2 separate regions of the Homo sapiens genome follow, and region 2 is linked to region 1. The links are chromatin loops, found by intact Hi-C in ENCODE. Cell type or tissue: heart right ventricle. All regions are shown on one strand. Each heading gives the region's core, and the rest is flanking DNA. Links, peaks and the distances in the headings are about the cores only. Region 1 has its middle 39 kb from the start of HDDC2. Region 2 overlaps LOC102723341 (a long non-coding RNA gene).

Region 1 (11,094 bases), core at 2,673-7,672:
GTTTTTCTTAATTCTGATTTGTTATTCTTTATTGTCTTCTATTGTGTTTCATCTAAGTGGCTGCTAAATATTATATTACACTTTTTATCTTTTGTAAGTATTCCTTTTGACACATTTTAATTGTTTGCCTAGGTGTTTTGCCTCTCTCTGTCTCAAGTAATATCTTTGTATAAGTTCAACTCTCATGTTTTTTTGGATGTTAATTTTTAAGGAAAATGAGCTTTCCATCATTTCCAGTGGGATGGTAGTTAGGGTAGCTTTTCTAATTTGAGGCCTCTAATGTCCCCTTTTCTGTTGTTTTCATGGAACGTATCGGAACCTTCTCTTTCTTCTGTTCCTTTTGCCGCATCCTGCCCAATTTGGATTCTCCCCTAGCAATTTCTCCTCATTGTGGGATTTTGTCCTGGAAGGGAGCTTTGGTGGAACAAAAGTAACCTAAGCCACTCTCTCAGCTGGCACGGGGCCTCCAGGGAGTGTTCATTGGGTTCTCTTATTCTCAGGGATGCCGATTCCCAGTTGACCTTACTTCTTCCTTCATTGAGGATGACCTTGCATTGGTCTTGCAGCTGTGGGTGCTTCGTCTCCCAGTATCTAGGGGTTTGTAGGGGATATCTTGTCACCTGTTTGCTGCGCACATTGCCCAAGGGATTATGGTTTTGCTATCATACTTGCTCTGCCTGTGCTTTATGAGAGGACTCAAGAATATTTAAAAACCATACATCTCTCACTAGCAGCTACCCAGAATCCTTGAAAAGTGTTTAAAACCCAATGTGATGGAAGGAAGATTATAAAACAAAAGAATAAATAAAACATAAAACTCTCCCTCGGGTACATTATAAGCCTCTGTTATATGTAAGTAATCCATATCTACAGATTTCTCTAATCAAAAGTTGGAAGAAATATAGCTATGCTTTCACAGTTCCTGACAAGCTGCTTGCTTATTAAATAGCTTTAAAGTCAGTGTTTTGATTTTTGCTCCTTTCCATTTCTAGGAAGGACCATGCAAACATTTCAGAAAGATGAGGAATTGATCTGATCTCAAACCACAGAGGCAGCTTTTATTCCTTGTCTGTTTCCTTTACCTCCTTGTCCATCCTCAACGGGGATAGAGAATGGCGCTGTGGAGTCATGCTGTGAATATACTCAGGGGCTACTTAATGCCTCTATTAAAAAATTAATATTTATATCACAAATATAGACATATCTGTGAGTCTTCTATAAGCTTGTCAGTGTTTCTTTGAATTAGTGTATCCCAACTGATTAGTGTGCTTTGGTAATATTGTGAGTGAATATCAAGCAAGAACTACCTCTGGACTCCTACAAACTATTATGCTCACCCTGAAAAAGTGACTAGTGACTATTCTACATGACTATAATAATCATTTTGTATTCACTGCAAGTGATACTTTTCTGTCATTGTTTCACATAAAAAGCTATTCTGAATAATTTCATTCGAATAGTATAGTTTTCCTACTTCTAAATTAGCAGGCAGTTTTTCTCATTGATTTTAATCTATTTTCATCTAACCACATTTCCAATTTACTATGATCTTTTGGGATTCAGAACTTATCCTCAAGGGCAGAAGAACAGTTTTGCTTCCTAGGAAACCAGACTTCTATTTAATCATTCATACTATTGATATAATTATTAAACAACACTGAACCAGAAGTGTTCAACTCTTCTAAACGTAATTATGTATATTTATAATCTAATACTGCACTGTGTTATGAAACCCTTTAATGGAATAGATTGCTTTTGGAATCTGTGTAGATAGCACCATGATAAGCATTCAATTGTTACTGCTTAATACTGTTGAAAAAAAAGAGGAAGCAAGGAAGGAAGGAGGGAAGAAAGGGAGAGATGGAGGGAAGAAGGAATTGTCTGAGGGTGTGTAGATAAGTGCTATGCACTGATATACTGTAGTCCTTGCAAAATGACCTTGGGGGGGAAAATCTGATTTTTAATTCCTTTGTGAGAAGGTGCTCAGTGTAGGTATACAATATTTCACTTAAGCAAACTATTTAAGAATTCTTTATGTTATAGAAACAAATGTAAAACGAGCAAATCTCTCTCCTCTGTTGGGCATAGGCAGGGAGACTGAGAAAACCAGAGTTTTCCAAAGAAAAGCTCAAGTGTTAAATTTTTGCTTTTATACACTATATATTTTTAGATTAAAAATAAGCATTGATGGGCTGTGCACGGTGGCTCACGCCTGTAATCTCAGCACTTTGGGAGGCCAAGGCAGTTGGATCACGAGGTCAAGAGATCGAGACCAGCCTGGCCAACATGGTGAAACCCCGTCTCTACTAAAAATACAAAAATTAGCTGGGCGTGGTGGTGTGTGCCTGTAATCCCAGCTACTCAGGAGGTTGAGGCAGGAGAATCGCTTGAACCCGGGAGGCGGAGGAGGTTGCAGTGAGCTGAGATTTCGCCACTGCACCCCAGCTGGCAACAGAGCGAGACTCTGTCTCAAAAAAAAAAAGCATTGATGGAAATGTTTTATGAAGTGCTTCTTTACACTCACATCATTTACCATTTCCTTCTAAGTGGATTATGCAGATGTTCTTGAAGCCAACACATCATCAGTTTAAAAATATATTCCCTGGATTCTTTTATTTTATAGCTCATCTTTAAAGCTAAATTAAACAGTAATTGTTGTGTCATGTGGAAATCCACTCCTGTCAACAAAAACCAAATCATAAAGTAAGAGTTGTGTTTTCAATGACTTTTGCTTATTAAGATTGTAGAAATATGGTCAAAACCCATTATACAATGTCTTATTATTATATGGATGTGGATATACTGGGGGTCAAAAAAAATTTCATTTAATAAATTGATTTTACAAGTTGGAAAGTTGTGTTTGTTCCTATCCCCAATATGAGCATTATAAAGTTACACTATAAATATATGTAAGTCTGTCTTTAGGCCTCTCAAAATAAAGAACTTAAATATAACCTTGTAAAGTTTAACTTGTTATTAGATCATTTATTGGCCCGTGTCTTGCCACTTGACTTAATCATTGAGCTTTTAGTACTTAATCACTGAGCTTTTTAGCAAATTGTACATTCAGCTGTATGTGCTTTCTTGGCTATGTGTGATGACTCTGCATGTATTTTAGACAATCTTAAGAACTGTGGGTGACCCATGTCTGGGTTTCCAGTGCAACCTGTACATGTCTCTGTCATCACTCTTCTCACAGTGTACTGTAAATGTGATTCCTGGTCTGTCTCCTCTATCAGACCCTTAACCTCCTTGGGACCAGGGACCAGTTTATCCATTTCTATGTCTCTTATGCCTATGACTATCCCTGGCAGAGAGGAAGCACTCAGTATGTATACATTATGAAGCCCACTAGAACCTTTCTCCAGTAATGACCTTGGCTTTTCTTATTGTGCAAAGTATTCAGAGTATTCTCTCTCTCATGAATGGTTGGAGACACTAAATTATATGACTTGTATTCTCTGGTCATGGGCACAGGGAAACACAGATTGGGCTTTAAATTTTTCTATTAATTAAATTTCAGTAACGCTTTATTAATTCTGTGCATTTTTCCTCTTCCTAGGGGTAATGATATGTACATTTTGACCCAGCAATTCTACCTTAGGGAATCTCTTCTACAGAAATAAAGGCACCCAGGCATAAAGGCTCATGATTAAGGAAGTCTCTGGCAGCATTTCTTGTAGAGGCAATAAATTGCAAATATCCTGACCATCTACAGGGCAGTGTTTGAATAAAATTTGGTATATCCATACTATAGATCTATACATGTATAGATACAATTTTTTAAAAACATAGAGTCATACTGTATACAGTCATTCTTTGGTATCCTCAGGGGATTGGTTTCAGGACCTGTGTGATACCAAAGTTTGCAATGCTCAAGTCCCTGATATAAAATGGCATAGTATTTTCATATAACCCATATACTTTAAATCATCTGTAGATTACTTATAATACTAATACAATGTAAATGCTATAAGTAGTTGTTACAGAATATTGTTTTTCTTATTTTTCTTATTTGTATTATTTTTATTGTTGTATTGTCATTTTTATTTATTTTTTCTCCAAATACTTTTTATTTGTGGTTGCTTGGATCCTCAGATGTGGAACCTGTAGACGTGAAGTGCTGACTATATATCATTCTTTCTTTTTTATTTAAAATATATCTTGACATCCCTCCAGGTTAATACAGATAACTGTTAATTATTCTTTAGCATAGATATTATATTAGCTCAGTAGAGTAAGATTAGAAAAAGGAAAGAGAATGGAGATTATTTTTTCCTTATACATTTTTTTGACTTCTACTGAGCCTACATCACTTTTGTTATTAAGAAAATCTGATAAAGTTAAAAATGTGACAGTAAATGTTCATTCAAAGAGATCTGGCTTGATTTTTCAGGTTTCTTGGAACTAACTCTCTGAATATGATGAGTAATCAAGATGATTAAACACTTTGATGACAAATTTAAGATGTGACTACAAAGTAATGAGCCTGCTTTTTGTTCTTAGTTTTCACAAACTCAATTCAACAGTGTTTCTAAAAGAGTAGTTTCACAAGGCTTTTAGATAAATATAGTAGCACTGGAAAAACCACGTGATTTCAGGGTTGAGGAAAATAATTTGGATATTTAAGCTCTGGCATTTTTTAAAAGTCAGTTTCTATATTTTATGGTCACAGTTACTATGTATTCATATAGCGTGCCAAGTGTGGCACATCAGCCAGTGACACCCATTGTTGAGCAGCTAAAATTCCATTCTAACTCATCTTATTCTCTCCAATTTTTTATTTTTTATGGTGATATATCTTTCTCACTGTTATTGTTAGTTATTACTTTGACTAGATAGTCTTGTGATTTTTCACTATTCAGCTGTCATTTAAAAATCATATTGACATACTTTCCCTTGTCAGGCTGCCCTTGTGAGACAAGCATTTTAAGTGTTACAAGGAGGTGCTGTTACTATTACAAAAGTTATTATAGGAAGGATAAAAGGACTTGGTTGGGAACAGTAGCCCCATACATGAGAAAAAAATAGTTACATAGTTCCAGAGCATTGTAACAAGAGTGTAGGGTACATAAATGATCTCAGGTCACCAGATTAGTTCAGATAATAGAAGGAAATATGTGAACCCAAGTTCCCTGTATGGATATAAACTGGGAAATACAGAGGAATCTGCAGCATGGTGTACTAGGAGCAGAACAGGGTGCAAACGTATCCTGTGACTGGTTATCAGCAGAACACTGGGCCTGGGTCCAGTTACTTTGATCCTCTAGAGAAGCAAGATGGCTGCGTCGTGTAAAGCTAATTTGGTAGAGTTCACAGGGAGTACAGAGCTGGGTCCTCAAGCAGGCTGCCTGAGTGACCTCATTGTAGGACATACAAGGGCTTGAGTGCCTTCTATTCCCCTAAACAGAAATTCTTGGTATTGCTTTGATGTTTTTTCTCCTTGAGATGTAATTTTGTCACTCTCAAAACAATTCTAAGGCAAACAACAACAATAATAATGGTATGTGGTGTTCTGATCATTTAGGACGTTCTGTTGCTGTTTCTGATTCCAGGATCTAAGCAATAGTCCTTCTTCAAACAGTGGTCTTCTGTCCTTCCCAGCAGATGGTACAGTGGTTGGAAATCTTTACAGGATTCCTGTAGAACCAAAGTCATAGTGACTTTGATGCGTCATTATGCCAAGGCCCAGAAGCTATGGAACATATTACCTTACCATGAAAGGCCTGCTTTGCAATGCTTTGGCACTTGCAAAAATAGTCTTCACATTGAGAGTCCCAGAGTGTGCCTTACACAGTAATAAATTACATTACCAACAGCCATTATGACCTCAGTGAGAGATGCATGCAGCCAAGAGCAGCTACATGTTACTGTCAGTTAATTAGCGTTGGTATTCATTAAAAGTGGGAGTGAAGGCCTGGAAACTATCCATTACTCATTGTGAATGGAGTCATGGGACAGCATAAAAGCTAGCCAAGCAACCACTGAAAGCAAGAACCTGGAAGCAGGTTAGAGATCAACGAATGGGTTACTTGGTTATAGTTCTTTACTATGTGCACACGCCTTCACACAAAAACTCACACACACTCATACACTCAGCCCACACTTGTAACTTCACACACACATTTTCATTGGCATCCATGGTTCATGTTACAGGTTGAATTTTGGCCACCCACCCCAAAGAAATATTAAAGTTTTAAACCCTGGTGTCTGTGAATGTGAGTTTGTTTGGAAATAGGGTATTTGCAGATGTAATAAATTAAGATGAGGTCATACTTGGTTAGGGTGGGCCCTAATCCAATATGACTGGTGTCCTTATAAAAAGAGAAAGCAGAAACATAGGGAGGAAAATGCCATATGAAGACGCAAAGACACATAGACACAGAGGGAAGACAGCCGTGTGATGATGCATACACATTGGAGTTATGCTGCCACAAGCCAAGGAATGCCTGGGGGTATAAGAGGTAAGGAATGATCCTCTCTTAGAGGATTTGGAGGGAGAGTGGCCCTGCCACCACTTTGACATTGGACTTCTACACTCCAGACCAGAGAGAGAATACATTTCTGATATTTAAGCCACCCAGTTTGTGGTGTTTTGTATGGCAACCCTAGGAAAATAATACTGTAGCTCACGTTCATGAAATAGATACCCTCACACTTATGATCCTTCCTGTATCTTCTGTCACACTTTCACACTCAGGTTTCTGTCTCACTTAAAACAATTCAAATTCAAGCACAATAAGCTCATGCACTCCTACTCTCCTACTGTAATCAATGTATGTGTTTTGAGTAACATGGAGGATTAGTCAGAATTGCAAGGTGGACAATTACTACTTTGTGCACTGCTTTGGAAGTAAGGAAAATGTTCTCTTTCATTATGATTCTTCAACCCAGAGAGAGCTGTGATAGATTATAGAAAATATTTTTATTTAGCATATATTTTTCTCATTACTAGCCTAATTTTGATACTGTAGTAAACTTGCCCATGAACAAAGATGTCTTTGGGGGATTTTTTTTTTCTTTTTTTTTTGAGTGGGAGTCTTGCTGTGTCGCCTAGGCTGGAGTGCAGTGGTGCGATCTTGGCTCACTGCAACCTCTGCCTCCTGGGTTCAAGTGATTCTCTTGCCTCAGCCTCCTGAGTAGCTGGGACAACAGGCATGCACCACTGCACACGGCTAATTTTTGTACTTTTAGTGGAGGCAGGGTTTCACCATGTTGACCAGGCTGGTCTCGAACTCCTGACCTCAAGTGATCTGCCCACATCAGCCTCCTAAAGTGCGGGGATTATAGGTGTGAACCCCCACACCTGGCTTTGGGGGAGTTTTTAATGTGACAATTTTTAACCAATTTCAAATTTTGGCAGAAAAAAAATGTTTATAGAAAACTTAAAATAGACCATGCACAGTGACTCATGCCTGTAATCCCAGCACTGTGGGAGGCCTAGGCAAGCGGATCACTTGAGGTCGGGAGTTTGAGACTAGCCAGGTCAACATGATGAAACCCCCATCTCTACTAAAAATACAAAAAATTAGCCGAGTGTGGTGGTGTGTGCCTGTGGTCCAAGCTGCTTGGGAGGCTGAGGCACGAAAATCGTTTGAACCTGGGAGGTGGAGGTTGCAGTGAGCCAAGATTACACCATTGCACTCATGTGTGGGTGGCAGAGCAAGATTTTCTCTCAAAAAAATAAATTTAAAAATGTTTTTAAATATATGATCTTCCTATCATTTACTTTTAAAAACTATATTTTAAATAAGACACTTTCCCAGTGAATATTTATTTTCCTTCTTTAAAATGATCTGTACCATTTCCTTTCATACATATTTACTATTTGCAGTAGCTACGGTAGCTTATATTTTTGTGTTGAACTTTATGGAAAATATAAATTATACAGAGTGGTTTTTGTTATCAAAGTGTTCATAGGCTGTACACCGTGTTCTTGAATTTATACCTCCTTCCCAACATACTTTTTCTTTGAGCATCTACTGATGAATCAAACTGTCTGCCTCTACATCCCCAATTGGCTATCTTAAAGACAGTCAAACTGAACATACAGAAAACCAAGCTGGTGATATTTTTTGTCATTCCAACTCTCTTTCATGTCCCTGCCTCCAGGAATGTTGCTATCCTCCATCCAAGTCAAAAACCTGTGCTTCAAGCTTAACGTCTCCATCTCTCTCCATCTTCATCATTCTACTTTTATCTAATTAAACGCCACTATTTTATTTTACCTCCTAAATATCTCTGGAATCTATTTTAATTTCTTCATCTCCTTCGCCACTAGTTTAGTCCAAATTACTATAATCTTTCCTCTAAATTACTGCAGCAGCCGTCTAATGGCAGGAAGGACAACAGCCACACTGACTTCCACCCCATCCTCTTTTTTTACACTGCAGCCAAAGGCAACTTTTTGGAGAGCAAATAGTATGCCACCTGCCTGTTCAAATGTGCAATGGTTTTCCGAAGTTCTCAAAGTAAAGCCTGAAATCCCCAACTTGGCCTAGAAGTCCGGAATACTTCTGTAAGTTTCAGCTTACACTGCTGTCCCCCTTCTTGCACTCCAAACATGGTACCTTCTTACTATGAAGGTGTAACCAATGCACTTTGCTCCTCTCAACTCCAGGTTTTTGCACTTATTGTTTCCTCTGTCTAGAACACTTTTCTCTCCTGTTTTCCTCCCTGAATTCTTCCCATTGATTACCGTGCATCATTCAGAATTCCACTCAGACAACATTCTTCAGGAAAGTCTTTCCAGGTATCCCAGAACAGATCAGGGCTCCTAGTAGTATGTTTATTGGTTCTGTCATTTATTCAACAGTCATTGAGCATCACTGCACTAGAAGAGGGGGGCTCTTCTAGGCACTAGGCTGCAACATTGGACATGAAGACAAGGCCTCAGCTCACATAAGCTTATGATACAGTTGCAGGGAAACGAAAACAAACAAGTAAATAAATAAGAAATCACCAAGTAGTGATAAGTTCAATGATAGAAAGAATTGAGAAAAGCACTAGGCTTCTCTTAGAAGGTGAGATCTAATCTCACACCTGAGTATCAAAAGAAGCCAAGGACATACAATTCCATGGGAAGAGCATTCTCAGCAGAGGTTCTAGGGAGAGAAACATTCTCTGGAGAAGAGAAAGATGGATAAAGTGTGTGAGTAAAGGGGGTTATGTTATGCAGAAGACATAATCAGGGGCAGGGCTATGTCAAGGTGAGGTGTTTGGATTTTATTCTGAGGTTTGATGGGAAGCCACTGAAGGGCTTTAAGTAAGGAAATGACATGTCCCCGTTTACATTTTCAAAAGATCACTCTAGCTGCTCTGTGTGGAAAGATTTGAGTTGTGCAAGCCTCTAAGTGGAGCTATCAGATGGGGGCTACTGCAGTAGTCCAGGTGAAAGACAATGGCGGCTTCGATTAGGATAGTAGCAGTGGGGTTGGAGAAAGATAGACAAATGGAGGATGTAGGTTGGCAGTAGAGTTAAGAGAAATTGCTGGTAGATTGGATAGGGAGATATGGGGAAAAGAAGAATTAGGGATGACTTCCTGATTGTGCAGCTAGGAGAATGGCGGTAGCAATTATTGCGATGGGATGCAGCTTTGGGGATGGGGAAACAAGAGTCTGGTTTTAGGCATGTGAAGTTTGAGATGTCTATTAGACAGCCAAGTGGATGTGTCAGATATGCCGTAGCTTCTAAGAACCTGGCATTCACGTGTCAGGTGAAGCCTGGAGTCACAAACTGGGAAACCATATAGATATTGAAGCCATAGGCCTAGATGGAAAAGTGAATAGGGGCCAGCATTGAGCTTCGGGACATACTATCATCTGCAGATAGAGCAGAGGACAAGGTACCAGCAAACAATACTACAAAGGAGCAGCCAGTGAGTGAGGACAACCAAAGGGTGGTGTATTCAGATAGCCAATAATAAAAATAATCTCATTAACTTAATCCTATGTCAGGAGTTCTATTATTGTTGCAAGTTCATCAAATAAATCTAAACAACCCCTTCTTAATATATTTGATTAAAAAAGAATTCTGTTTCAATCATCACAATTAAGTTTATTTCTCCTACCAGTAGGAGATAATCATCCCTTGGAGTAACAAATCTCATTCTCGTTAGTAAGTGGACAGAGTATTAATAGTAGGTTTTCTTCTGTTTCCCAACCCAATAGTGGTGGTTAGCTCCTTGCCTCCTTTCTTTTAAGATATCCAATACCAATCAGGTAAAAGATGAATTTAACACTTACAAAAATTACAAATGTATGTCTGAGGATCATGGTCAAATACATTCCCAACAACATGTGAACACATCAAATGTTGAAAATAGAAGGTAGGATACCCTATATATAGTGGTAATTTTGTAGCTTCGCATTGAATATACATGTACCTATATTTAGTGTAAAAAGTCGAGGAATCTTCAAAAGAAATAAAGTTTGGGAGAGCAGGGAACAGGGGGTGATTTTAAAAAGATAAACATAAATAATTTGCCTTATCAAGGCATTTTCCACCCTGGGGTGTGTGTTTGCATAAACCTGCGTGTGTGCTTAAGGGTCAGGATCCAGCATGCTCACTTGGGGTAGGAGAGGCTTGTATCAAAACATTCATCAAAACACAGGCTGCATTCCATTTCCACAGCCCAATATCAAGATTGCCCAGAATTACATCTTATGCCATTAGACGTCTAATGCAAAGCCATCAAGGCTTTCAGCTTTCCTCGGGGACACCTTGGGAGGAATTTCTGCCGAGAGTCGGCAACTCAGACCTGCTGCCTGTCAGGAAAGAACCGTGGTACAAGTTTCAGGGAGGGCTTCCGTTGTCAAAACAATAATAGCTGTAATTTTCTCTCCCTCTATTTACAGGAAACAAACTCTTCCTTCCTGTCCTCTGCCTGTAGCAGAAAATAGACAAGCCAAGCAGATGTCCAGAGATGGCGGAGGAGTACCTCGGCTGCAGCTTCCTTGAGAGAAAACAAACTCAAGGGAGCCTTGGGGGCTGGGGGTGAGAGTGCCGGGGCGGAGCTGGGGGGAGAAGGAAGGTGGCACAGTATTGTAATCAGGTTCCCTACTCACTCAAGCTGAGTGCCCGTTGCCTTCTTT
Region 2 (11,094 bases), core at 2,278-7,277, 95 kb after region 1:
CCTTCCTTTCCTTTCTTGATCATAATTTGATCCTTACTTCCTTGGGAGTCTCTTGCTTTTACAATTTGTCAGTAGTTCTAATCCTGTTTTAACATAATTTAAAGCTATGGTGATGCTAATGGCGTCATTGATAATGAGCTGGAAGTGGCAGAGAGCCTTTTAAAAAGTGTGTTCAAGTAGTGAAAAAAATCCACCAAACCTCAAAAAAAACAAGACAAAAACCACACAGTAGTAACATAGGAAAACGTTCCCATCTAAACAAAATAATTTACATGAGACAGCATTACCAGATAAAATACAAGACATTCAATTAAATTTGACTGAAAATTGAGAATAAATTTTTAGTATAAGTGTATTCCACACAAAGGACAGGCCCATCATGTCCATGTCCATATTAAATGTTTTGTTGTTTATCTCACATTCAAATTTTACTAGATGTCTCGCATTTATATTTATTAAATCTGGCAATCCTAACAAGACTTTTAAAAGCTGAGCTTTCTGTTCAGCAGCTTCTGCTTGAGATAAAATGAGGTTCTGGTGTGTGGCTGGGCTTTTTTTGGTTGTTCAAATATGAAACAAAGAAATACTCCAAAATTGACAAAAGGGAAGAGGTTGAAACTTCCCCATAGTCTTACCATGAAAAATTATGTGGGAGAACAGTAGATCTTGTCATGCTGAACTTTTTGTATCCATAGATATTTGGTCTTAGAAAATTTGAAAAAAATAAAACAGTTGGCAATTCCATGAGAAGTTGCAGTTCCCATGTTTATTAGAAACAGTGCAAGCATTTTCTAAAGGTCATAAAAATTGTAATATTTGAAGGATTCTGGAGACAGTAGTGATAAGCTATGAAAGGATAAGAGTTTTTCAGGAAGTCCTTTGGTTTTAAAGCATTCAGTGCCAAGGATAAGGCTGCACAACAGTGGGCCCTGACTCTGTGGCAACTCTATTAGGACTACAATAGTCACATAGCACAAGCAGCCTGGCAGGTCCCCTGTGGCACACATGCACACTGATGTTCCCCACCATCTCAGAGCACCTGCTTGACATCTGTACCCTCCACTGCCACTTTAGGGTTTAACTATGTAGGAGACGAGAACAAGCCATCTCAAAATATGCCTTTTTGGCACAAGGATTATTTTGAGAAACTGCAGACATGAGAGATGCTCTGAAATCAGAGTACAGTTGTCCCACAGTATCTGTGGGGGATTGGTTCCAGGACCCCCATGGACAGCAAAATCCATGGATACTCAAGTCCCTGATATAAAATGGCATAATATATGCATATAACCTATCCACATCCTCCCATATACTTTAAATCATCTCTAGATTGCTTATAATATCTAATATAATGTAAATGCTGTATAAACAACTATGTTGTTATACTGTATTACATAGAGAATAATGAATAGAAAAAAGGCTGTACATGTCTGGTACAGATGCTTGTTTTTTTCTCAAATATTTTCAAACCAGAGTTGGTTGAATCCACAGATGTGGAACCCAGGGGTAGGAAGGGCTGACTGGACAAGTTACTCTTTTATTCTTTTATAAGGGAAATTTATTTCTATAAAGGAAATCTCCATTTGTAAAGATGCCTCCCTCTCTGTACCATGAAGCAGAGAATGACAAAAATTACTAGAGACTCATCAATGGAAAAGGCACTGACTTAAATCTACATAACACATCTTACCCTTGCTTACCATGATCTGCTGGGCCTCCCCCCCACATCCTCCTTCCTTTGTTTCAGCAGGTGAGGCTATTAAAGCCTGATTTCAAAGCCACCTTTTAGTAATTTACTCATTTCTCAGGGTGTTTCCCATGTATATATGAGGCATACATGCTAATAAACTTCTGGTTTTTTTCTCTCTTGTTACTCTGTCTTTTGTTACAGGGGTTCACACTGATTAAGAACTATTCAGGGTAGAGAGAAAATTATTTTTCTTTCCTTACAATTATGAGAGGGAGTTATTCAGCAAATAAAATGACTAGGAAAAATGCAAAAAAGCTAAGAGGTGTGACTACCTCTGTCACTGAGTCCAGGGCTACTCCAAGTAGGATCTGCTGTCCAGTGCTGGTCTGTGAACTCTTTGTCACTGTTCAGCACCAAGAAAATTACAGAAATTGAGAGGGAACATTTAGAAACCTTTCATAATATCAAGTCTGTTGAATCTAGTAATGAAAAATGTGGACATGCATTTTGTGTGTCTTTTTTGTTATTGTTTGCTTCATTTTTCTAGTAATTTGTTTTTATTGTATTTGACAAAAGTATCAGTCATGAAAAGACTATGATACTGCAACAGATAAAATGCATGCTAATATTGATGCTCTTTAAAACAAATGAGATAACTCTAACAATGGCTTAAATTGAATTGTTAAATTTATCAACCCAGGCTTTCAATCAGTAGTAATTACTGTGACAAGAAAAACTTTAGATAAATTAAATTTAAAAGAGGTTATCTGAGCAAAGAAGAATTCGAGAATCCAGCAGCTCCCTCCACCCCCGACATCCCCACCACCGACTCCTTGTGAACCAGAATAGATTCTGAGAAACTCTGCACTGCCACGGGTCAGAGAAGATTTATGGGCAGAAAAAGGAAAGTGATGTACAGAAAACAGAAGTGAGGTACAGAAACAGTTGGATTGTTGGATTGGTTACAGCTGAGCATTTGCCTTATTTGAATACAGTTTGAACCGCTGACTTCCTGTGATTGGCCAAAACTCAGTGATTGGTGCAAGAGCAGGTTGCAGTCTGTTTACCAATCCAGTTAGGTTACAGTTCACTTTGTATGCAGAAACCATTAGCCTGAACTTAAAGCATGTAAGGAGGCAGCTAGCTGTAGGCTAAACTTAACATTACATACCAAGCACTTTACTGGATACTGCAGATACAGTGATGAATAAGACAGACATTGTCTGGGGTTCCTGCCTTCATAGAATATACTCCAGGGATGAATACAGATAATAAAGTCACAACAAAGTAGTAAAAAAAAAAAAAAACAAGAATAGTGTGAAATACGAGGTGATATGGGAGCACATTATAAGGGGCCCTAAGCTGGTCCAGGATTCTGAGAAACATTCCCAGAGGGAATTGCACAAAGGCTGTTGGATTTACTAGTCTGAAATTCCAAGAGGGAATCTGAACTGGAAATATAAATGTGGAAATGTTACAGGCAGCGAATCCATATGGGTCTGCAGTAGCCTTAATTCTTGCCTCCTCAGAAGAAAGAATTTGACCAAGGGGCATAAGGCAGAGTGAGAGACTGAGGCAAGTTTTAGAGCAGGAATGAAAGTTTATTAAAAAGCTTTAGAACAGGAATGAAAGGAAGTAAAGTACATTTGGAAGAGGATCAAGCAGGAGACTTGAGAGATCAAGTGCACTGTTTGACCTGTGGCTTGGAGTTTTATTCACTGGCATGCTTCTGGGGTCTTGCATCTCTTCTCCCCGATTCTTCCCTTGGGGTGGGTTGTCTGCATGCACAGTGGCCTGCCAGCATTGGGAGGGGAGCATGGGCATGGTATGTTTACTAAAGTTGTACGCATGCTCACTTGAGGCATTTTCCCCTTACCCATCCAGTGCCCCTAGAGGAAGGTCATCATCCATTTTGCCCCTTAGTGCACATGCCTGAGCCCATTTGCCCAACTCCTGAGATCTCCTCAGGAAGCAGGTCACCAGTTTCAGGTTTTCCACCTATTGAGAGAAGGCCTTTTCCTGGCGTCAGCTGCAACCAATTATTATTTTAGAGAGCCAGCTTAACAACCGCCTGACCATCACCTGATGGTCTCATGACATTCCTGGTCAAGCAAGGGCCCCTCCTGCCCTGCTCATGCCTGACTTAAGCTGCCTACTCTAACAGAAATGTCATCTGGAGATGTTAACCTAGGGGTTACAAATGGATGAGATTGCCTAGGTAAAAAATATCAAGTGAAAGCAGGGAGACCTGGAACCTTAAATGTCTAATGGTGGAAGATGAACCTGAAAGGCAGATGAAAATAGAGAGCAAAAGTGGTGAGAGGAATTGGGGAGACTGTGGAATATCTAAAGCCAAACAAAGATGGTTTGGAAAAGCAGGCAGTGATAACAACATTAAACATTGCCAAGAGGTCAAACAAGAACTGAAAGATGTGCATTGAGTTCACCAAAGTCACAGTCATCGTTTTTGGTAAGAGAGGTTCTGGGATGTGGTGGTGGCAGCAGGGGAGTGTTTCAGAAGCCAAGTGTCAAGGAGAAGTACTATAAAGAATACAGTGATCATAAGCAACTCTTTCTAGATGTCTTGCTGTGGAATGGAGGAAAACGTAGAACTGTATTTGAAGAAAAGTATGGGTAAAGGAATTGTTACATTTAAGATGAGACCCCAAATATAAATGTTCATTTGGGGGATGTTATAGAAAAGAGTTTAGAGATAATAAAGACAGCAGGAGATAATCATTAGCAGTTTCCAAGAAGACAGGAGGAGAGAGAATCCCTGCATGACGTAACACTCATCCTATTTATAATTACAAATGCCTGCTCTCCATCAGATCCTAACCTCTGTGAGGACAGGGGCTACATTTGTGTGATTCATTACTGTCTGGTCAGCAACTAGGATACTGCTGGAACATCAAGAAGCTCAGTGAATAACAGAAGAAAATCCAGGTGCCAGTAGATCCTGTCTTTGACACATGGAGGGACACCTCCTCCTTGATGAGCCAACATGAAGGAGGACTCGGAAGAGAGAGAGAAAGGTGAGAGGTTTTCCAGCTGATATCTTATTCTCTCTGTGAAATGAAAAAGGAAAAAAGGATGAGGACTTGATAGAGCAAAAGGCTTGAAGAGAATGATGAAGTTTTGGCACTGCTCTTATGAAACAAGATTTACAGATAGAGAACCACTGAGGAGGAATAAATGACCATCTGCAAAGAAGTGCCAAGCTATGTTAGGAGTTCATATATGGAGCACACTTTTGGGGTCAGAACTGCAAGGAAGTCATGAAGACAAAAGTACTTCCAGTTTACCCTGAGGGATGAGTGTAGGCCCAAAAGCAGAAGCAGGGTTATAGGATTTGGGGAGCAGCTCAGGTAGAGGTGCAATGATAGAACTTGACCTGTTGGAGTCTACAGAAAGAGCAGCCCAATGGAGCCCAAACTCCACTTAGTAATTGAAATCAGGGAATGGGGGAGGATGGGAGGGAAAAGCAAGAGTATTCTTGGCCATTTCAAAAAACGCCCATTGTAGCAAATTGCCTTAATGAAAGTCTCCCAGCTTCTTGCTGAATTCTGTTTTAGGTTCATGTCATTTTTCTTTTCTCTTCTCTGTCATCCATCACTTTCCCGGAAACTCTCCCTCCTTTATTGAGGACTTTGGCTCAGGTTATCACCAGGAGGAATTTTCTCTGGTGACTTCTGGGCAAAAGATGTAAAGGTCTTTGTTGTCCTCACCTCCAGGGACTTTCACCCTCACTTTATTTTCCCAGTCCATACCAATTGTTATACCTTAAGCCTTGCCAATTGCACTTTTAAATTTCAACGTCCCACATGTTTAATGTCACCTTAATGCAACCAATTAACATAATTGAAATCAAAAAGAAAAATTTTCCCATACTACATAATCTAATTTAATGAATGCTTCAATTTGCCTTTGATATCATCTACTCCTTGTCCATATGCAACATTAATTTTTATATATTTGCAATATTAATAGCGTTCTGCAAGTTGGACCTTGTCATTAAGTATTGGATAAGAGTTTTGTGTTTTTTTGTTTGTTTGTTTTTGTTTTTGAGACAGACTCTTTCTGTGTTACCCAGGCTGGAGTGCAGTGGTGTGATCTCGGCTCACTGCAACCTCTGCCTCCTGGGTTCAAACAATTCTCATGCCTCAGCCTCTCCAGTAGCTGGGATTACAGGCACACGCCACCATGCCTGGCTAATTTTTGCATTTTAAACAAATATATATTTGAGATTTATTATTTTTTAAAATTATATACACCTCTTTGCAAATTAACAGCATATTAGGGGTATCTCTTCAGGTCAATAGATATAAACCTAAATAATTTTTTAAAAGAGTTGCATACTACCTCATAGAGTAAATATATCACAATTGATTCAATATTCCCCTACTGACATGTATGTTATTTCTTTCTACTTTAGATTAGACAAAAATTACAATAAATACTCTTAATTATGTATTTTTTCATATGAGTACTTTTATTTCCATAAGATAAATTTCAGGAAGAAAGATTTTTACACTAAAATGTTTATGTATTTTTAAGTTTAATAAATACCTCCAGATTACATATTTAAAAGATTATTATTCTCTCTGGCAACAAATTTTCTCCCACATCATTATCAGCCAATGGATACTCTAGTCCTTTGAATTATTTGCTTATCAGGTAGATAAAATTATATTCGTATCAATGAAATACACTCAGCTCCATGAAACAGATAATCCAACTAAAAGGAGATTAAGCATTGATGATCTATTATCTCACATAGTACAAGCCCAGAGGAAGTGTGATTCCAGAGTGGGTCAGTAGCACAAAGAGGTTGTTAAGTATGGGGGTAAAAACCATCTAAGTATGTATTCATCATCCTCAGGGTTTTGGCAATTCCTGTCCTCATGGCTACAATGGCTGGAGCTCTTCCAGGGACCTCATAAGTAAACATGTTCACTGAAGAAGAAGACTTCTTTCCTTTCATGTCTCCATATATTAGATGGAAAACATGTCTAGGAACCTCAACAGGAGACTTCCCCTAGGTTATCATTGGCTAGGGTTTAGTCACATGGCCATGCCTAAACTAACGAGGGGGATTAGATCACCATGGTTGGCTTATACCAGTCATTCTTAAAGTGCCACTTCTAGACTAGCAGCGTTAGCATCACCTAGAAACTTGTTAAAACTGCAAATTCTCAAGCCTCACTCAAGACCAAGTGAGTGAGAAATGCCAGGAGGGAGCCCAGCAATTTGCGTTTCAAGAAGCCCTCCAGGTGATTCCAGTGTACACTAAAATTTGAGACCATTGGCTTAGCCAATCATGATTTGACCCCTAGGGCTGAGGAAGGAATCAACCTTGCTGATTACCTGAACAAAGAAAAGGGTACCTGAGCAAAATTGAATTTCTGCTAGAAAGGAAAAAAAAAAAAAGATTAGATGAGAAGCCTCACTGTTGAGTAAGCCCCACCAATGTCTTCCATGTAACTCAGTGCTCTTTATCTTGGAATACTCTGACTAACCTCACGACATCCTTCATATCCACCTATTTCACTTTCATATGATTGGTACACAGCTACTCCCTATTTTATTGAAACTTCATTTCCCATGACCCTTCTTTTTCTCTATCAGTCCTCTCTTAATCAATTTCTTTTTAACTAGACTATACCCCATTGTACATCACTCAACTATTTTACCAGCACACCAGATCTCCAGATTACTCACTGTCTGCCATCAACATGCCTTAAATCCTATCTCAATCATGCAATTCACCTTTTCTGTAGCTACTGAGAACTGCCAAAGAGAACTGGTCAAATGCAAAGGATTAGAGGTATTATTATTATTTGTTTTAATATTCGTCTGTTACGTCAAATTCTTCTTAAAAATCTTCCTACCTTGGCTCTCTCTAATCTCCATTGATAAGTATTCCTTTTCCTCATTACTTCCATCTTAATTGCTGCCATACTACGCATCGTTTGAACCCGGGAGGCATAGGTTGCAATGAGCTGAGATCGCACCACTGCACTCCAGCCTGGGTGACAAAGAGAGAGTCTGTCTCAAAACAAACAAACAAACAAAAACAACAACAACAACAACAACAACAAAAACCTTTTACCCAATACTTAATGACAAGGTATGATTTGCAGAACTCTATTAATATTGCAATTGCATACTGTTCTCTTACTTTCAGAAAATAGCCTTACTTACTGTCTTATTGAGAAAATAGAGAAATCATTATTACGTGTCTCCAACATCCTTCAAGAAACTCATCTTTCCTGCCTCCAACCTTGCTCTGCTTTTTGTAGAACACACACCCATACACAAGTGCTACGTATGTACAAAGACATCTTCATCCCATCCTATCCTTACTTTCTTTCTTCCTTTTTCTGTGAAGGATACTTTTTCTCCCACCTTCTTAGAGCTAATGCCTACATTTGTTTTTGATTCAGTGATTCCTGCCTATGTTAGTTTCTTATTGTTGCTATAACAAATTACCACAAATTGGGGGTCCTAAAACAATACAAATTTATTCTCTAACCATTCTGGAGGTAGAGGTCCAAAATCAGTTTGCCTTGGCTGAAGTCAAGGTGTTGGCAGGGCAAACTCCTTCTGGGGGCTTCATTTTTAATTTTATTTTATAAGATTGTGATTACATTGGGCCAATCCAACTAATCCAGGAAAATCTCTTCATGGCAAAATCTTTAACTTAATCACACATGCGAAGTCCCCTGTACCATGGAAGGTAGCATATTCTCAGGTTCTGGGGACTAGGACATGGACATCTTCATACTCTTCTGTCTACTACACTGTCTCTCCTAGATTTTTGCTCCATAGAGTCCCTTCTGTTCTGCATCCTCAATGTTCCCTTCTCTTCTGGATTCTTCTTTTTAGCCTGTAAACCTGCTTAAATTTCTCTCATCTTAAAAATTATTTTCTGGCTGGGCACGGCGCCTCATGCCTGTAATCCCAGCACTTTGGAAGGCCGAGCCGTGTGGATCACTTGAGATTAGGAGTTCAGACCAGCCTGGCCAACATGGTGAAACCCCATCTCAGTAAAAATACAAAAATTAGCCGGGCTTGGCAGCATGCACCTGTAATCCCAGCTACTTGGGCAGCTGAGGCAGGAGAATCATTTGGCAGCTGAGGCAGGAGAATCACTTGAACCCAAGAGGTGGAGGTTGCAGTGAGCCGAGTTCACACCACTGCACTCCAGCTCGGGCAACAAAGTGAGACTTCATCTCAAAAAAAAAAAAAAAAGAAAGAAAGAAAAAAGGAAAAAAGAAAAGAAATTTCATTCCTCAGTTTTCTCATCTTCGGCCTTATTGCTCCCATGCCTTTCATAGTCAAACTCCTTAAATTTGGCTTCTTTAGCTCTTGTCTCCACTTCTTCATTGTCAAATTGCCCCACAATTCACTGAATGATTTCTCTACCTGCCATTCCACCAACAGAGTTATTTCTCTAATTGGTTACAAGCATCTTTATTATTGTCATCTTCTAGTGACATTTTTCTAGTCCTTATGTGACATCTTTGCAGCATTTGACATTGTTTCTGCCATTTTCTCATGCCTTGGTGTCAGAATAGCAAATAGCACTTTCTTGATTTTTCCCCCATTACATCATTCCAAAATATATACTGTGGACTGCTTCTTAACACTATAATCCAACATTGGTGTTCTATAGGTATCATCATCGACCCTCTTTCATTTTACTATGATGATCTATTTGGATTATCTAGTTTATTTCCTAACTCTATCTATTGTCTAAGAAAAGATCTCCAAATTTTTGACTTCTGCTAAATGTCTATCCAACTGCCTGCTGGGAATCTCCACCTGTGTGACCTGCTGGCATCTTAAACCAAGCATATCTGAAACCAAAGCCAAAGCTGCCTTTCTCCTTCCTCTATTTCCTTGCTCAGTTATTGGTATCCCAGTCACCTGAATTGAGCCAGAAAATCATCCTTAAACCTTCACTCTTACCCCCAACATTTAACTGTCTCTATAGTGGATATATTGGTGGCTATTTGCATGCTCAATATCTATTCAAATCTCTTTCTACTGTGTCTTCTTGTACTCAAAAAAACCTGCAAATTAAACAATGACGTTTCCCAGATGCCTTTGAAGCTAGATTTTTTTATGATTTAGATTCCACTAACCAGACATATTTATATGAGGCTTGGTTCAGAACTGAGCTTAGAAAGGATAAAAGTAGGAAACAAGGCATCCACTTTGCTGGTGTACCTTACAACAGACAACTTGGTTGTTCCAGCAACTTCCCAATTGATCAATTGGTTTTTATGCTCACAACAAGAGAAGCGACTCCCTTGGCAGCCAAGTTCTGTTGTGTAACGTTGGGAATTATTTCTAGAAATTCAGCCCAGGATCTGATTGTTTAGCCCTTCCAAACATTCTTTTAGCCATGTATACTCTTTTAAAAAAAAAATTCTTTCTGCTTAATCTAGCCAGAATAGTAGATTTTGTTCCCTGCAACTGAACCTTAAGATATTGAGCTGCAAAATTATATGGGTATTTATTCCTAAAAATATGCTAAAATGGTTCATGTCTGTCCATTGCCTTAGTTCAGGCCCTTACTGTTTCTTGTCTGGGCAATTGCAATGACCTTCTAATTGCGAAAACTAATCGCATCTCCCTACGTGCATAAACTTCTTCAAATATACTTTATCCACAAGAGTTAAACCCCAGAGTCTTTATTATGGCAGGAAAATTCTTTATTTTCCATCTATTTTACCTCACTTCCCACCAAGCTTCTATGCTCATCTCATGTTCCAACCATCAGGCTCCAAGCACAGCTCATCGGGTTGTGCCTGTGTGATTCCTCCTCTGTGTTCCACCTTGCACTTACCTATGGTGCTTTCAAGGTCCAGCTTCAATATTTTCTTTTCTGTAAAACCTTCCTTAACTCATCCTGACCAAGATGGACCTCCTCTATCTGTGCACTGCACTCTTGTTTATCTGCTTTTCTGTCTGTCTTCTTGAGCCTTCATTTAATCCAAAAACCATGCATAGTCATGCACTGTGTAACGTTTCAATCAATAACAGACTGCATATACTACAGTGGTTCCATAAGACTATAATATATTTTCACTGGACCTTTTCTATGTTTAGATACACAAATACTTACCACTGTGTTTCAATTGCCTATAGTATTCGGTACACTCACATGAATTGATCTGTAGCCCAGGAGCAATAGGCTATTGCATATGGCCTAGGTGTGTAGTAGACTATACTGTCTAGGTTTGTGTAAACACATTCTATGGTGTTTGCACCATGACAAAATTGCCTAAGGATGTATTTCTCAGAATATATTCCTGTTGTTAAGTGACACATGACTGTATGCACATCTCTGTATTCCTGTGCCCATTCAGGACATAGTCCATATGGTACTTATG

What was found. Hi-C counts contacts between places; a loop is a spot of excess contacts. Peaks named below come from ENCODE experiments on the same cell type or tissue, not always from the same donor. Only the 100,000 strongest peaks of a DNase experiment are listed, where the experiment ranks them.
Region 2: it touches region 1 in a loop (2.0-fold over the local background); 1 of 110 quality-filtered maps calls a loop at or near these places.

Annotation. Positions count from the first base shown.
Region 1 is chr6:125,335,382-125,346,475 of GRCh38, forward strand. No RefSeq gene overlaps it. Among named protein-coding and RNA genes, the nearest start is that of HDDC2, 39 kb to the left of the region's middle. In heart right ventricle, for the core only: no CTCF peak of the experiment used is centred there; a DNase peak (open chromatin) is centred at 5,260; H3K27ac peaks cover 1,764 bases.
Region 2 is chr6:125,430,499-125,441,592 of GRCh38, forward strand. All of the region lies in intron 1 of LOC102723341 (a long non-coding RNA gene), which reads right to left. Among named protein-coding and RNA genes, the nearest start is that of HDDC2, 130 kb to the left of the region's middle. RefSeq lists an enhancer at 2,521-2,590. In heart right ventricle, for the core only: no CTCF peak of the experiment used is centred there; no DNase peak of the experiment used is centred there.